Regions from separate parts of the Homo sapiens genome. Here region 2 is linked to region 1. Evidence: chromatin loops called from intact Hi-C (ENCODE). Cell type or tissue: A673. All regions are shown on one strand. Each heading gives the region's core, and the rest is flanking DNA. Links, peaks and the distances in the headings are about the cores only. Region 1 overlaps UBAC2 (UBA domain containing 2). Region 2 overlaps DOCK9 (dedicator of cytokinesis 9).

Region 1 (10,667 bases), core at 1,403-9,402:
CCCTGTCTCAAAAAAAAAAAAAAGAAAAGAAAAGGAAAAAGGATATTCATAATAACAGTATTTGTACTATTCCCAAATTATAAACAATCCCAATGTCCATTAACATTAACAGTATTATGAGGCCAGGCACGTGCCTCATGCCTGTAATCCTAACACTTTGGAAGGCCAAGGCAGGAGGATCACTTGAGCTCATGAATTCAAGACCTGCCTGGGCAACATAGCAAGACCTTGTTTCTACTAAAAATAAAAAAAACTAGCCAGTCCTGGTGGAGTGCATCTGTAGTCTCAGCTACTGGGGAGGCTGAGGCAGGAGAATTACTTGAGCCCAGGAGGTCGAGGCTGCTGTGATCATGCCACTGCACTCCAGCCTGGGCAACAGAGCAAGACCCTATCTCAAGAAAAAAAAAAGCAGTAGAATGGATAGATGGTGGTATTCACACACCAAAATACTATACCAATAATGGAAAAAAAATTAACTACAGGTACATACAGCAACACAGGTGAAACTAAACAGAATACTGAAAAAAATAAGCAAGATACAGAAGAGTCCACATCTCTATTATGTAAAGTTTAAAAACAGACAAAACTAGATCAGGGTGTTAAAAGTCAGTGTAGACTTCTGGGAGGAAGGAGTAACTGTAAGGTAGCAAAAGTGGACCTTTTAGGGAGTGGGTCACATTCTGTTCTTCAACTGGATGGTGCTTAGAAGGTGTCACTTTGTAAAAAGTCTGTGAGCTCTGGACTCAAGATATATACATTTATACCTCAATAAAAATTTATTTTAAAATATTAATTAGAATAATTGCAAGGTAGAACCCAGGAAACCTCCCAGCAAGGAGAGCAAAAACACAGAGAAAGAAAGCAGGAAAAAAAAAAAAAAAGATGAAAACTGGACCTGTCCAGGAGACTGAACATCTAGGTAATAGGATTTCCAGAAAGAACTGAGAAAAATGGAAGAGGAGGTGATCAAAATAATTCAGGAAAAATTCAAGAAGAGAAATACAGGGATCACCTGTTTGACAGGGCCCACACCAAGTGTACAACCCAAATGGATGAATCTGCTTGGATTCATCACTCCAAAGCACCTCATCAAAACTGTCACAAAGTATTAATAATCAGATCAACACTAAATTCATCAACAGCCACACTGCAAGGTACCTACCTTAAGAGGTAGGTACCTACCAAGAGATAGCATTTCCTTAATCATTTCTTCCTCTACATCTTTCCTTTCCCCCAGGACAGGCAAACTACCATATAAAGAAACCGCTTACTCTCAATACTGCTAATTTCTGAGAGTTTAAAAATGAATCCCTCACTAGCCAAGACACCTCTGGAACCTCACCAAACAGGAGTGGATCACAAAGGTCCTGCAGTGGCTGTGGATTCTCTATCCTGGGTGCTCACTGCCCCTCTTAACCTAATCTGACTCTGCCAAAGTGGTTTAACACCTTTCAGGGAAACATGAGCTAAGAGGCCAAAATCACTAGGCAACCTTAGAACACAGTCGCAACAAAAAAGAAACAAACTGAATAATATTACCAACTAGGAAAGCAACATTTTTAGAAAAGATGAACCTCAAGTTATAAAATATATTAATAGGTATACTAATAGAAGAGATAAAAGAAAATATTAATATCTCAAATTCCAGCTGAATTTTTAAAGATAACTGATTAACTTACTCTAAAATTTATACAGAAGAATAGTTAGGTTAATCTTGAAAAGATGAACCAAAAAAAAAAAAAGAGTAACCTGTTCTACTAGATATCAATACATACTACAAAAACAAAATGGCTAAAAATACTAGAGCATGAACAGACACACGGACCAATGGAATAGAGAGTAAAGCAGATACACACACAGACTCACAATGTACACATACACACACAATATACATGCTGCTGTGCACTGAACTTTGTCTCCCCCCACCCCTAAATTCATATGTTGAAGCACTAGCCCCCAATGTGGTGGTATTTGGAGGTAGGACCTTTGGGAGGCAATTAGGTTTAGGTGAGGTCATGAGGGTGGGGCCCCCATGATGAGATTAGTGCCCTTGTAAGAGGAGGAAGAGAGACCAAAGTGAGCTCTCTCAGCCATGTAAGGACACAGCAAGAGGGTGGCCATCTGCAAGTCAGGAAGACGGCAGGCCCTCACCAGAACTTGACCATGCCAACATCCTGATCTTGGACTTCTAGCCTCCAAAACTGTGAGAAAATAAATTTCTGTGTAAGCCACCCACTCTATGACAGCACGAGTTTACTAAGACACTCATATATCCTATGACCCTACATTCCTGCTCCTGGGTTTATATGCCAAAGAGAGTCTGTCACAGGCCCATGAGAATGGCTTAAGATTAAGGATATAGATAAAACAAGGTGGCCATGAGTTGATCAGTGTTGAAAGTGGGTGATGTTGAAACATGGGGTTCATTACAGTGTTCTCTCCTTTCTTATACATGCTTAAAAATTTCTCTAATGAACCCAGATATCAGAAACAAAGATAGAAATTAAAATATGGGCTGCTTTAGTGGCCCACAAGGCACTTGACCTAGATACAAGCCCCTGGAGTTGAGGGCTGGGATTTTTAGGTCTAGTAGAGCTAAAAGAGGTGACCTTAAGCAGCTCAAGGAAAGAGAGCTGGGACTGAGCCCAGACCATCAAAGATCACTGTCTTTTAGAGAGAAGACTAAAAATATTCCATTTATAGTCTGCTGAAACAACAAAGAAAGTTAGCTTACATTAAAAGCCTTGGAAACAAAAAGATCAAACAGTCCTAACAAAAAATTAAAATCTAAGGCCAACATCATACCTGAATTTGTGGCCTAGATTTACCCCCACTTGAATGGTCTGGGAGCTCTAAGGTAAGAAAATAATATAAAAGCTAATCCAGGCAACAAAAACCCCTCAGGACCCAGCAGTAGTAAACACAAAATCCCTCAACAGAGATACTTTTGTGAGCTGGGGGACATGGGGACTCGAAGAGCAAATGAAACCACTGAAAATGAGTTCACAATAAAAAATTAAAACTCTAAGAAACAACAGACTACCCTGAGGGAGAATTTGATAACCTGAGAAGCAGAAGTGAAAAACAATTTAAAAACTCTAAGTATGTATAAAATGATTAAGTGCTTTTTTAAAAAAGAATGGGAAACAATGAAAAGAAAGCACAGGCCAACATGACTTCATCTCCCAAAGCATCATGCAATGGCTCCCGAATGCCCTGATTAAAGGCCAAAATTAGTACAATGGCCTGACAGGACAGTGACCACTCTTACCTCCCTGGCCTCATCTCCTGCTATCTTCCCACACCCCATCCCCCCATCACTCTGCTCCAGCTGTCCACGTACGGGATGGTCCCATCTCCACCTGAGGGCCTTGGCACTGGCAGTCTCTGATATCTGGAATACTTTCCCCAATATCTCCACATAGCTCACACCTTGACCCCTTCAGGTCTTTGCTCAAATATTACCTGATTTCTGAAGCTTTTCCTTACTAGAATTATTAAAACTGCAATCCCACTCACACCCTGGCATTCCCTTCCCTAGTTTATTTAGTTTTGTACAACACAGATCATGATCTGGCATATATATATTACAAATTTTTATTTTGTTTACTGTCTTTTACCCTCAATTACAATGTACAGTCGATGAGGACAAAGATTTTGTCTGCTTTGATCAGTGCAGGATCCTCAGAGCCCAGAACAAGGCTTATCATAAAGTAGGTGCTCAACAAATAATTTAACAAGAGGAAAAGAGAATGCAAAAAGATTGGGGAAATCAGAAAAGAGCCGATTGCTCTTGTAAAATATGAGGTAGAATTCTCTCATTCATTCATGCATGCATAAATACCCAAACATTTACTAAGTGGCTACTTTATACAAGGAAGTGTCAAGCTATTCTCTTCCTCACTTTGGAAATTCTTTCTTCTCCTAAAACATGACTGAAATTGACTTCCTCCATAATTTACCATAAAAGATTAGCATATTTTCTAAGTTAATAAAAGTACGCAATGTACTGAAAATCATCTTTTACAGTTCAGCTTCCTGTTCCTTATTTTTATTCTTCTTCAGAACTCATGTGCATGTCCACACCATCAACCATCAATTTCTATCTAACTATGTTTCTAAGTACAAACTCTCGTTCCCTACTTACTTACTTTCTGGGTTTTGAAAATATTCTACTTGTTGTTGATACCACTATAATCTTGGACATTGATATAGAAATGTAAAAAGTAGTAATTAAAATCTAACACTTGATCTGTGCCCAAGAATTAGCTAAGGAGCATTATTTAGGAAGACAAAAGCTGATGACTATAAATGTGACCATAATATTCACCTCTGCTAAATTCCAATTATTTTCTTATTAACATTTACATACATGTGCATTCTAGTGAAAACAGTCTGTGGTTCATATAAGACTTCAAAGAGACACAAAATGGCAAACAATATTACCATATGCCCTTGATAAAAATATCTGCTTACAATTCTCTTTGATTAGCTCAATAATTTTCAGATAATGATTATTTTTTTCTTTAATGTTACTATTAGGGCCAAGTAGTGTGTTGCCTCACCTTACGTAGTTAAAATTTGGAACTGTGCTGAGCTGAGCCCATGAATAATCAGAACTAAAAATCATTCTTAGGTTTACATCATAGGAGTTTCACAATTGCTATACCAGTGGTGTTTAAAATACTTTATTGTGTTGTTTAGGAAAAATTAACACACATACACAATACCAGTTTTTAATTCTAACTACAGCACACGCCTTTATGAAATAGTCACAGGGTATCAAACTGTTAAAGGTGTTTGTATAAAGTATAATACCATTCTGTTATTTATTACAAAAATGTTTCACCATATGATCCCCATTTAATAACTTATTTTAGAGGAGTTAAAGCTTTTATCAAGTTCTATGTAACACTGCCATCTAGTGCAGTGTTACTGCAGGCAATGCCTACTGAACTGCTGAGCATGCTCATTTCAGAAAGGGGAAAACAGCTTTAACATGGAAGCTTACAGTCTAGATTGAAGTTCTGTAAGAATTCGTAGTAATAATATGAAAAATGTAATTTATTTTGAATATTTTATTTTATAAATGTTTCAAATATGTCACCCTACCAACTCATTATTTAGCTCTTACCTTAATGGTGTCAGGATTTTCTCATTCTATTCCTCTTTAAGTATTTATAAAGACTTTCTGGAAGTACGTACTTCAAAATTTAAAAATACCCCTTGCTTATAAGAAAGCAAAAAATCAATCACTTAGATTATATAGAAAAAATATCAAACCTCTTTGTATTACAGAATTTGAGAAATATAATAATAACTCTACATTGCAGTGAATTATGTCCTGGAACAAGTTCTGCTGTACCAGTACTAGGCTGCACAGAACATCCTGGGAAATGCGGTCCCTTGGCTGGACTCCAATTAATTTCTCTAGTTCTCTAAGCCTACTTATGAATCTCACAATAAAGAAGAGCACAGAATCAGAATATAGCTCATTTAAACCACAGAATGCTCACGGTTTAAAGGGATTTCATAGGCACTCCATTTGTGGTACCTACCAATGAGTGGACTTCCTGCAACACCCCTGCCTCGCACTCTCCCAGCCACAGCCTGAGTATCCTCAGTGTCAAATTCAGCAGCTCCCAAGGGAGATCACCTCATCTTGAGACAGTGAGTGCTGCAAAGTTACTCCTTATGCCAAGCCCAAAGCTATATCCCGTAGCATGTCCCCGTGGTCTTCATTCACCACAGGCCATTCCCCCCTTATTTAACTCCTCTTTCACTGGGCAGCCCTTTCAACAGTGGAAGACAGTTCTGCCCCAGTTTCTTCTCTCTGGGGTAAGCAATGCCTGTTCTCCACCTGTTTCTCCCATGGCCAATCTCCATCTCCACCCCATCCTGATGCCAACCTGGACCACCAGCAACATCCTTGTTTCCCTGTAATCCTACAAATGGCATCTAGGGGCATATTAGTGTCAACTGGCAGTCACTCCATGATGCCATTTCACAAGCCAAACAACTCTATCATTCAGTGCCTCTACAGCTGATTTTTAAGACTCAAGAGAAAGACCTAATGTTCTCTCTCTTACCTTCTTTACCTTTTGTGTTTCTTTTTTTTTTTTTTTTTTTTTTTGAGACAGAGTCTCACTCTGTAGCCCAGGCTGAATGGAGTGCAGTGACAGGATCATGGCTCACTGCAGCCTCGGCCCTCCAGGCTCAGGTGATCCTCCCACCTCAGCCTCCTAGGTAGCTGAGACTACAGGCACATGCCACCACGCCTGGCTAATTTTTTGTATTTTATGTAAACACAAGGTTTTGCTATGTTGCCCAGGATGGTCTCCAGGACTCAAACGATCTGCCTGCCTTGGCCTCCCAAAATGCCGAGATTACAGGTGAGAGCCACCATGCCTGGCCTCCTTCTATGTTTCATATTTTGACTATAAAGCCCAAAACTCCAGCTTGCTGAGGCAGCTAATGTGTTAGAGCTATTGTTCTTCTGAGAAGACTGCTAGCAGCTCCCCGAAAACCCACTGTTCCCTTATCTCCAGGGACACAACTGCCCAGGTAAGATTACATCTCCCAGCCTCCCTGTGATTAGGTGTGGCCACGTGACCAAGTTCTTGCCAATGGTTTGGGAGCAGGAGTGACATCTGCAACCTTGAAGGCACCTGGGGAAAGGCAATCCCTCCTCCTGCATGCCCCTTCTTTCTTCCACACCAGCTGGAAGCAGAAGCCATGGAGCCTCCTTGGAAGGCACATGTTGAGGAAAGCAGAGGTGCTCCACCAGACCAGGCCCTTGACGACTTACCGGTACAGAGCCTGCCTACCCCACAGGGTGGTTACAAAAGTGAAATGAACATCTGCGCTCTTTGAGCCACTGTGTCAGCGGTTTGTTACAGAAGCTTAGCCTCCACCATTACTGAAATATCCTCCTAGTTTTTGTAATTTGCAAATCTGATGAGCAAACACACTATATTTTGGTATTTTTTATCACTGATAAAATATTAATCAGAACAGCAGGGACCAAGAATGCTACAAAAAGATAAATGTTACTCTTTCAATTTCAAATGACTATAATAATAAAGGCAGATACCTTTCAGAGCATAAGAAAGCAGCAGTAGCAAGTGGAAGGCTCTGAAGTGAGCAGACTCTGGAACAGAGCTAGTTTCTTCCTTCCTTACTTATATCCTCCTGGACAAGGCAAAGGTGCTGAGGACTGCAGGAAAATACTGCTTCGGCTTAAGTCATGAGGAAAGGTTCCAAAAGGACTCATTGATTTTACTCAGGATAACCTCCCCTCCCTTCCCCTCACCATTTAGAAATCTAAAGCTATGAAATTCATCCTTATCATCAAAATATGATAAATGAGCAAGCCTAAAATATGCTCCAAAAATTGCATCAAAGGACACAATCAACAAAGAAAAGAGGCACCCTACGGAGTAAGAGAAAAAATATTTGCAAATCATCTGATAAGGGATTAACATCTAGATTACATAAAGAGCTCCTACAGCTCAACAACCAAGAAAGATTAACAAATGGGCAAAGAACTTGAATAGGCAATTCTCTAAAGAAGAAATATATATAAATGGCCAAGAAGCCCATGAAAAGATTCTTGAAGTCACTCATCATCGGAAATGGAAATGAAACCACAATGAGACACCACCTTATGCCCATGAGGATGGCTACTACAGGAAAGGAAGGGAGGGAGGGGAGGGAAGGGCGAGTGTGAGAGAGGTGTGCCTGCGAGCCAAGATAGGGAGAAACTGGGCATTGTGTTGCTGGTGCAGCTGCTGGGGAAAACGATACAGCCATTCCCCAACAAACTAAAACCAGAATTACCACACGATCCGGCAATTTCACTTTCAGGGATATAACCCAAAAGAACTGAAAGTAGGGACTGAAGAGATATTTGCTGTATGATGGGTACAGGCTTTCAGTCTGGGAAGATGAAAATGTCCTGGAGGTTGGCTGCACAGCAGTGTGAATGAACTTAACACTACTGAACTGCACATTTAAACATGGTTAAGACGATAAATTGTCTAATACATATATATATATATTTAACATGTCAAATTTGTTCTAAGGCCACATTTATGTTTAATATCTTAGTATAATATCAGATACAAATAAGAGTTAAAATGGAATCTTCTCAAGGCCCTAGCCCAGGAATACACATAGTCCTACAGAGAAAAACTGTTTCCTAAAAAAGAGGATGCTTCCAAAGAGGGCAGAAATGGTCTACAAGCCAAAATGTTTTAGAGTAAGCTTGTCCAACCTGCAGCCCATGGGCCACATGGGCCCAGGACAGCTTTGAATGCAGTCCAACACAAATTAGTACACTTTCTTAAAATATTATGAGTTTTTTCCATGATTTTTTTTTTGATCATCAGCTATCATTAGTGTTAGTGTATTTTATGTGTGGCCCAAGACAGTTCTCCCAATGTGGCCAAGGGAAGCCAGAAGATTGGCCACCTTGTTTTAGAGGAATACATTCATATCTATTATATAAAGCTACATATTATATAGTATTATGTAATATAATATAGAAATATTCATAAAGTAACATTAAAATATTTTATAATATTCTACCAATTAATAGCTTTTAAAAAAAATTATTTCAATTTCAAAGAGACTTTAGAAGGGGTAAAGGTGAAGAGCTCCAAGACCCACTAATCATCTGTAGGTGGCAGTAGAAGCACAGTATTTATGTCAAAGCAGCCCTGAACTATCAATCGGTATGGAAAACCGGAGACCATACATAAGAAATCTGGATCTATTTCATATTCAAATAAACTGTGTGAGTACTCCTACATTCAATAAATTGCAACTAACTTCTCTGATACGAAACCTTTTTAACTTGCCCACTTTTACCTTAAAACCTCTACACAGCCAATCCCAATCTACCTATTTCTTTTTGTCTCATTATTTTATTTGGTACGTCTTTGTAATTGTATCTACCTAGAAACATTAGCCATTCATTTTTTGAGACATGGCATAACCTTTCTTACAGAAAAACACAAACACCAGTCGAATCCATATGCCTGTTAACTGAGGGCCTGCTGGGTGAAGCACTACTCTAGATGCGCTGAAACGTTTGAAGACGCACGTGCCAGGTCCTTGTTCACAAGGCACACACAAAACGAGAACAAGAAGAAGAAAAGGGGTGAAAGTGCAATCAGGGATCAGTACCCACATGACTGTCAAAGAGAGATGTGTCACAGATACTTCAAACTCCAGTTCTAAAACCTGTAATTACTGATCCTAAATCAAATGTTCCATTCATGTTAGAAGAGCAAATCCTACACCAGAGGCAGAAAGATGTAAGCCAACACAGTCTGAGAACCTTTTTTCCAAAGAAGCACAGCGGCAGCTGGCCTGTGGGTCTCAGGGTGGTCCTGCCTGCCTCCTTCCTTCCCTTCTCAGTTAAGACTCTCTTTAGACTGTGGCTTGCTGAGCGCAAGAAGCTGTATGAGCTGAAAGTCATAAACTTCTCATAAAGTCTACCCATACAAATGGTATTAGCAATAAGAAGATAACATTGCTGCAAATATTCAACTGAATGGAGTACTAGTTTTATTTTATAAGCATACAAGGGAGAGTTCTGGTAAATACCTTGTCTGAGTAACCAAAATCAATGCAGTTTTATTACCAAGAAAAAAACAACACGTCTTCCTCTAAAGGTTGATTATAATGTCTCCAAGAGGTCGACTTAAAAATAAATTTAAAATATGGTAAAAAACATACACACTGAAGAACAATTAAAAAAAAAAAAAAAAACAGCGATGGCAAAGATCAGGAACTAATGTGACCCCATCAGGGGACTGAGTGCTTTGCATTTAGAGTAGGCCCAAACTTCAGCAGACACATTCTTGGTTTTCCTCCCTGGGATGAGGACTTAGGAAATGCATCCTGGACGCATTCAGGCTTCCATGCAGCCTCCAAGCTCCTATCCTGCCGGCTCCTATCCACAGTCCTACAGAAATTCAGAGGAAGACCAAAGGTAAAATACTCTCTGCAATGCAAAGAGTTGGGGAGAGGAATGCCTTCAAATCACACAAGGCCGGAAGTGGATGACCCCTCACAGAAGGCCTCACCCAACTGCCCCTGGGGAGAGTGACCATCAGAGAAATGAGCTAACATGGTTAAGACAACCTGGTCAGTTAGTGGCACATGCTGGGCTCCTGCACAGCTATCCAGTCCCAGTCTAAAGACAGGAAAAATTTAAATAAGCTACAAAGAAAAAAAGGGGACAAACGAAGCCAAGAGAACTAGTGCTTAGTGTCTACAGCATGCACTTTACACAAGCTATAAGGCAGTTTTTAAATAGGAAAGGTAACACATATACAGAAAAGTACAGCATGCCAGAAAATCCATTTGCTTCTTTTCCCTTCCCTAGCCTGTTCTCTGTCCCAGAGGCTGGTGGGTCCAAACTCTATGCAAAGGCTCATGGGCCCCTGGCTTCCTGCTAACAGGAGCCTCAGGGGAGATTTAGGCCAAGAGGAACCTGAGGTCACAGTGTACATTTCCCTGGTTCCTTCCTGTAAGGGAACCTCAAGCTTACCGTCTCTCAAAAGAAAAGCACTGCTCCAAGACAGCTGACTTGACTGGGGTCTCTCCTTCCAAGTTCTAGTAACCTCTCCCTTCCTTGATCTCTTTGGGCCTAAGTG
Region 2 (8,000 bases), core at 1-8,000, 430 kb after region 1:
AACAATTATTTGTTATTCCAAGTGCTGTCTTTAATACATGGTTATTAATATCCTTCCATCATGTCTAATAATAAATTCCATTCGCTGTGATTTTTCACACCTCTTTTTAAAATACAGGCCAACAGTAAAGGCAGTGTTCCCAATGCATTGTATTAATAATAGTTCAAAGTAAGACACCTGAGGAACCAAAACAAAGCAGCTTCCCACACCTCTGACCCAGCAACGTGGGCATTATGAAGATTGTCCGGGTGCAGTTTAAGTGTTATGAAGATTGGCTGGGCATGGTGGCTCATGCCTGTAATCCCAACACTTTGGGAGGCCAAGCTGCTGGTGGCCAAGCAGCAGGTGGATCACTTGAGACCAGGAGTTCGAGACCAGCCTGGCCAACATGGTGAAACCCCGTCTCTACTAAAAATACAAAAACTAGTCAGGCTTATTGGCACACACATGTAATCCCAGCTACTGGGGAGGCTGAGACATGAAATCACTTGAACCTGGGGGGCTGAGGTTGCAGTGAGCTAAGACTGTGCCACTGCACTCCAGCCTGGGTGACAGAACAAGACCCTATCTCAAAAAAAAAATAAAAAAAATAAAAAATGTTATGAAGATAGTCTGTCTTGATAAAATCCCAGGCTTAATTTAGATAATGTCAGTCTGCCACACGGAGTTGGTAGCCATAAAATGCTACTTCTGAGTTCTACACTTAGCTGTAGAATGCAAATTGAGTGACACCTTTAAGGCTACAGTACTTGATTTTTTAACATCTTTTCTGTTGGGGCTTTGACTAGTTCTGCAGAAAGGGATTGGAACAAAACCAGGAGTTTGTTATTTTTAGTTTTTCTTTGCCATTTAGCAGCAGAAATTCAATCCCCACTGATAAACAGAACCTGCTGGACCTCCTTTGCTCAGATAATTTCTATAACACAGAGGTTAACTCACTATTGGTTGAAATAAATGCTTAAACTTTGAAGCACTTTTTAAAAAATCATAAGTACACCAGTGCTGCACCTCCAATGATAATCATTTAGGAAACACAGAAAACAAAAATTAAATGAATGGTCCACATGTGAATAAATAACCTTAATCCACTCGGATATGCAGCAGCTCTTCCCACTGCAAATGGGTTTTGTGGTGGTAACTTGAATTGGAGGAGAGAGACAGCTGGCCTGGTGCTGCTGCTGCTGCCAAAAGCCATCTTGTTAACATGGTTTATTTCCATTCTGTCTTCCTGCTACCCACAAGAGCCCTGTCCTCCTGTCTCCCTCCTCTTTCATCAGTTTTCAGTGGCATACTGTCCTCAGTCACATTTCTCCTGCTTTGCCAGTAAACAGCATGTAGCTGATTCTTCTAGTCCTCGCCTGCATTCCTACAATTCCTGCTCATTCCGAATTGGTTCTGTTATCTCCTAAGTTGTTGCAACTCCTAGAACTCAGCCTTCTTTTACATCTCCAATTCTCATTATGTGTTTGAATGGCTTCAGCTTTTCCCTCCGCTAGCTCTTTGAGCTCCAAATCATCAACTCAGACAAAAAACACAGAGAAGGGAGTGCATACTGTATGTACATGAACATGTTTGTGTGTGTGTTTTATATATATGTACATGTTTGTTTTCATCTCTACCTGGGTATTTTTTGGGAAATTTATGGCCATATGTCTTTAAAAAAAATCCCATTTAACAACAAATACAATACCTTCTGTTGGGCCAACCAATATGACATAGATCCAATATGTGAGAAAGTTGCCAGGGAACCCCAGGAGTCCAAAATGATTTTATTTCAGAAGAGAATAAAAATAGGAAGAGTCCCTGTACATCTGCATTGTTCATTTCCGCTATTTCTGTAGAGTAGGAAAGGCTTTGTCAGAACTCAGCTTGACCAGCAGGGAGCAGCAGAGGCCCATGGGAAACGGAATCCTTTGTAGGTCTGTCCCCATCACCACTGGTAACAGGACATGGAAGAAGGCACCACACGCACTGCACATGGAACTCCAGCAAGAACCTGTCTTTACTCTTTAATTTTGATAGGAAGTAGAATAGCAAATCCCCATGCCCAAATCCCGTGATGGCCAAGTAGTCTTAGCTATTTGAAAAACACCCTTAAAAGACAGGTTTGTTGTTTAGGCCATCACTCAGGTGTATGGAAAATAAACTTTAGAACACTTAGGCCTTGACATATTTAGTGTAATTTGTGCTCATTGTGTATCAGTGGAAGAGATTTGTGTCAAATAAAAAATTGAGAGTGATAGCACAAAACCACAAAGAGAGGGTACACTGTAGGTACATGAACATGCATATGTGTATATATGTGCATGTCTATAAACCACATTATGAGGTGAAAACTTAGTGAAATGTGTTTGAAAATAAGTGGTGCATTTGCAAAATATATATAAAATAACACTATGTTTACTTTGATGTCGTGTTGTTCTAGGAATACATCAAGTTCATTTGCATAATTCATATTTTCCACTGGTATAATGCAGGGAACACCAGCCAAGAGGTAGCAGCATGAAAAGAAAATCTGGATTTCATATAATTTGATCTAAAAGGCAGTTAAAGATTACTGGGTCAAGTTGCAGATAATATTTCAGATCAGAATCAGAAAGTATTTTCTAACTGAACTGGCCTTGAGTGGCATGTGCTGAGCTGCCTGTGAAGTTCATGTGGACACCTGCAGCTGGAGCTGTGCAAACAGACTGGAGGAGGCCCAGCTGGGGTATTGTCCAGGTCACTTAAGCATGCCATGAGGAGTTGGATGGCGTGGCTTGTCAGGCCCCATTTAACTCCGAAATGTCTTTGTTACCTAAAGCACAAGCAGGAAAATGAATATAGGTGATCATTAAATTCCTTTACTGTACATCATATTGAATTAATATGAAAAATACAGAGAATGTAGACATCTCTGAGTTAAAATATTTTCCAAAAGTTTTAAAGCATGGATAATATATCTTTAAAATTGGATAAAATGTGCTTGGATGCTTTAAACATATACTCAAAATAGTAAATAAATGTTTGTGGCCAGGCATGGTGGCTCATGCCTGTAATCTCAGCACTTTGGGAGGCTGAGACAGGCAGATCACTTGAAGTCAGGAGTTCGAAACCAGCCTGGACAACATGGTGAAACCCCGTCTCTACTAAAAACAAATAATAATAATAATAATAATGCAGAAAAATCTGGGCATGGTGGTGCATGCCTGTAATCCCAGCTACTCAGGAGGTTGAGGCAGGAGAATTGCTTGAACCCAGGAGGTGGAGGTTACAGTGAGCCGAGATCATGCCGCTGCACTCCAGCCTGGGTGACAAAGCGAGACTTCGTCTCCAAAAAAAAAAAAAAAAAAAAAATTTTGTTCATAAACAAGACACTTATTTCCTTGATTCTGAGATATGTTTCCTTGATTCTGAGGCACATTTTTGCACACTTTCTAGTATTTCCAAAGTTGGGTATATCTTACACATTACACTGGATATGGTAGTCTGTCATTGATTGGTATTTCTTGCAATTGATGGGGTCTCAGAGGTGAGCAGGTCTGATACAGTGTATGTTTAAAGTCAGTCATTTGTAATATCCTTACAGAGGATTTTAAGATGTGTGGTATGTTTAAACCAAGTATTTTCACTTGGGGCCTTTACTTCATATGAGGTCCCACTTTCAGATGCAACTCAACATTAGGTTTAAAAAAGACACAGGGAAGAGAAAGCTGATGGTATGACGCCTACCTCCTGAAGCATAAACTCTTAGATTACAGCCCGTGTCTCCACAAGGCATTCTGAGCATATTTGTTTTTTTTGTCTGTGGATCAAAGGGCAGATATCAAATGATATAAATTTTACCTTGGGGTATCACTATTTATTCTATTCTCTACTCTTTGCCAGTCTGTGAGGAAAACCTCTTTAGCAATAAAAATTGGATGGAAATGAATAATAGATTGTGTAGATATTGATCAGTTTGATATTTTGCAAAAATGTTTGAACTCAATAAAACCATATGCCATGAGTTAATAGGTATCTAGGAGACTAGGTCTTCTACATTTGGAGAGTTCTTTCAGCAAGAAAATTCCTTGTTATTTGGTATTTATATTTTCTCATAAGACTTACTGTGTTTCTGGATTCATGTTATGGGCTAGAGGGGAAAAAAGTCAAAATACGAACAAGAATTTTGGTTGCATAAAGAGTGAAGGTGGCTATCAACATGGAAGTGCCCCCTATAGGAATACGTCTCTGACCTACTCTTCTATCCCAAATGTCCTCTGGTATTCAGAAAAGGCATGTGGCCTCAGGCTTCTGTCCTGCCCACCACATTACCTCTGATGTCATGGTGGTGGGGAGGGAGGAGGTTCGCCGATGTGTCAGCATTATTCATTTGAACTATGCAGGTAACGTGAGTTTGTAGAACAGGGTTAGGTTAATTCAGTGTAGACAAATTTCATCTGTGGCCCCAGAGTATTTGAAAGATTTGGGGGCTTTAGAATAAGTCTTGTCAGAATGACAACAGAATGAAAATTGTATAAATTTGAGCAGTGAATCCGAAGGACCGTAAAGCATCCCGGGGCATGTGTGTCAGAGATAGCACGTCCCTGCAGAAGTCCTGCAGCTCTGTCCCTGAAGAGCCTGGCTGGAGCGAATCAGTGCAGGGCCCCAGGCACCACGGCCCCCTAGTGGAAATCAGTGTGCTTCACACCGCACTCCTTACTTGCCCGGGTCAAAAGCTGCTTAATCAGCTTTCAAAACATTGCCAACCCTTAGTTTAAATAATTTCTCTGCCTCTTCTTGGATTTACTAGCTCAGCTTCATTTTCCTGTGTTGGTCTATACCATGGTGATTGTTGATTCAAGTCCTCCTCCTGCACAGCTCTGTTCCAGGCCTTGAGACAGTCTCAGTCTCTGTGACTGGTTCAGCCTCTCTATGCTGCCAATTATTTTTAGGGATTTAAAAAAATAGCTCTAGCTCAGGAATCCTGCTGATTTTTTAGATGAAACAGTTGGAGGAAAAGCAAAGCATAACAATATGTGGCTAAAAGGACCATTTCTTTTAGATTCCTGTATGACTCAGGCAAGCGTACCGATGTCTGTATGAATCTGACTCTAAAGGAGAGTAGATGGTGTAATAACATTTCCCAGTACCATGTTTCCATATGTGTATACATAATTATATAATAACTTAATTAGCATAGTCCATTGATGGTATGTTTTAAAACAGCACATGGCCAAATTCTAATTTTTAATTGTTGCAGGCTTTCAGCCAGGAGTAGTTAAATTCTATGGGAGTTCTTCAGGCCATCTCATTGGTAATCATCACCTAGATGCACTTCACCTGTTGGTGATCTAGACCAAGAAAAGGACAGTTCTTTGCAGAGAAAGGAATTAAAATAAAGCCAGTTCCTTGTTAAAATTGAACCCAGACAAAAACTCATTCGGGGCAAATGGCAGCCCTCAGGAAAGGATCCCTTGGACCTGTATGATCATTTTGGTTGGTCTGATAACAGGTGTTGTATTTCTTGTGTGTGCCCTCTTACCACAGTATGTGATCACTTTAACAGTCATCATCGACCTGTTTGTTTTCCTCTTTCATTGTCTCTGTATCTTACCAAACAACCTCGCTGAATAAAGTCATGCCTTGGATTACCATCATGGCAGTACAAGTAACATTAGTACCCCAACATATCCACCTTTATTTTCTCTGGGAGATTTCGTACCCCAAAAGCAAAAAATGAAATAGAACTAGCATGGTGCGAGATGTGTTACAGATCCTCACTAAATTTGGAGAGACGTTGGCTGTGCTGCAGAGTGGAAGTGATGTGATCCACAACAGGATCTCAGCACCACCTTTGTAAAAGCAAAGCAGCATTGGATAAAAGCACACAACAGCATTTCTATCATATTTTAAAAAGCACTTCTGTAGCTTTTAAAGCTCTTCTGTAGCCTTTTAAAAACCACTCTATAATTCTGACATTTGAGTCAGAATGATGTCATGCTAGTTACTTGATTTTCTCCCAATAATATGTACTATGATACAGTGACCTGGATAAGGAATTTGGAGTGTAGATTCTGTTTTTTTCCCATTACTGGTCTCAAGAACATTCCCTAGGTTTTCTGTACTTCATTTTCTTGATCTATGTACAAAATGTCCTCCTCTCTGGAGTATTAGGAAAATTACTTAAGTAATGAGGCGTCGCTTTAATTTTGCTCCTTGGAGAAAGACATTACATGGTGTTTTATTATATTGCCATCTTTCTTTGTAATCTAGATCAATACTGTAACATCTTTGCATCCCTATATGTATTTCTGCTAATGCATACCATTTCATAATTTAATCTCAACTTGTATGTCAAATTGCATTTATATCAGTACTAAACTGATTTTGCCACATATAGAAGATATCCGTTTGTATTTAAATTAGGTGTGACTAAGCTAAGTTTAAATGACAGATTCTTCAAGTCCTTTTCTTTTTCTAAACATTTCTTTCAGACATGTTGGCTTTTATGCTTTTTCTTAAAGCAAGTAGAATACTATGCACAGCGCAGTCAACTCTTGATTATCATTCACGAGCTTGCTGATAACATAGCTCCTGAAGTTATTGACTTAACACCTCCATAGCGCTCAATGTGTGCCAGGCACTGTTCCAAGAGCTTCACAAATATTAACAAATTTAATCCTTACCACAACCCTTTGAGGTAGATACTGTATTATCCCCATTCTACAGATGAGGCAGCTGAGGTTATAAAGGGGCCAAATAACTTGCCAAGGCCACACAGCTGGTGAGTGGCAGAGTGGGACTCAGTGACCAGCAGCCTGATCTCAGGCTCATTTTCTTAACCTGCGTTGTGCTGCTGCCTCCGTCTACATGGGAAGCTTTGGAAATCTTAGCCTCTGCCAGCACTCCTGCTGGATAGCAGAATCGATCAATGCCTGTCTTGGTCCAAGTCCTGTCTCCACTGTTTACTACCTGTATGACTTTAGACAAGTTTAGCCTTTCTGTGCCTTCATTTCCTTATCTCCACCAAGGGTTCAACAATCTTCATACTTCACAGGGCTGTTGAGGGATTAAATGAGAGAATATGTGTAAAGTTCATAGAATCGTGGCTGGTACACAGCAAGTGCATAATAAATGTTTGCTGTGGTTATTGCCCTTTCAGAGTGGGAAAAAAGTTATAATTGTATTGAAACATTATTACTACTTTCTCCCTTCCTTCCCCCTCCCACCCCGCCCCCCACCCCAAAAAAAAGGCAAACACAGAGACAAGGTCCCAAAGTGGGCCTTCTGAATAATCAAAAGTTGACTGTGCCTACCGCATCCTGCCAGCCTTGCCTTCTGAACCACTGGGCAGTAATCTTGTGTTGTAATTCATGCAGGCTATGGCCACTCGGACGCAGATGTTCTGCACCAGTCATTACTTGAAGCCAACATTGCTACTGAGGTTTGCCTGACAGCTCTGGACACGCTTTCTCTATTTACATTGGCGTTTAAGGTTTGTATCAATTTGCTGTTCGTGGTTCTAGTTTTACCTTTCACATTCATTCTGCTTGGTAAGCTCAGTGAGCACAAACTTACTATGTTGCATTTTTACTTCAGCAATTATTTTTGTCCCTGTAAGGAAACCATTAATCTTTAAATTCCTTTAATGAAATCATTCCACAGTGAATGGCTTGAATGCCCTGAAATAAAATTTAACTGGTCAGTGTGTGCTGCGCGCTTGGGTATGGTGGAAACACGGTCTCTGGAGGCAGTTAACTCTTGGCTCGAACCTTGAGGATGGTGAATATAGGCACCTAATCAGGCATTTCTGCCTTGAATATCTTTAAATATATCCAAATGTTATAGCGTTTAATTAGATTTTTATGTAGAAAGGAGCAATAAACACAGACACATGTTTTCAGTTTTTTATCTGTTACTGCATTAAATGATAAAAACGTTTTGGAGATAGAAAATGAAAGGGGTTTTTTTTTTGTCTTGTTTTTAAGTTTTAGCAAATAATATTCAAGTAGGTGGAGATGGACTCTTCAGCCACT

The links. Hi-C counts contacts between places; a loop is a spot of excess contacts. Peaks named below come from ENCODE experiments on the same cell type or tissue, not always from the same donor. Only the 100,000 strongest peaks of a DNase experiment are listed, where the experiment ranks them.
Region 2: it touches region 1 in a loop (3-fold over the local background); 11 of 110 quality-filtered maps call a loop at or near these places.

The regions. Positions count from the first base shown.
Region 1 is chr13:99,264,078-99,274,744 of GRCh38, reverse strand. The region is part of intron 4 of UBAC2 (UBA domain containing 2); the gene reads right to left. Among named protein-coding and RNA genes, the nearest start is that of GPR18, 11 kb to the right of the region's middle. In A673, for the core only: CTCF peaks have their summits at 4,921 (motif pointing left) and 8,679 (motif pointing right); DNase peaks (open chromatin) are centred at 4,934 and 8,694.
Region 2 is chr13:98,836,953-98,844,952 of GRCh38, reverse strand. It overlaps DOCK9 (dedicator of cytokinesis 9), which reads left to right. Exons shown (of 53, transcript NM_001366683.2): 39 at 7,344-7,459. Among named protein-coding and RNA genes, the nearest start is that of DOCK9-AS1, 8.9 kb to the right of the region's middle. In A673, for the core only: CTCF peaks have their summits at 1,875 (motif pointing right) and 4,659 (motif pointing left); DNase peaks (open chromatin) are centred at 1,902 and 4,642.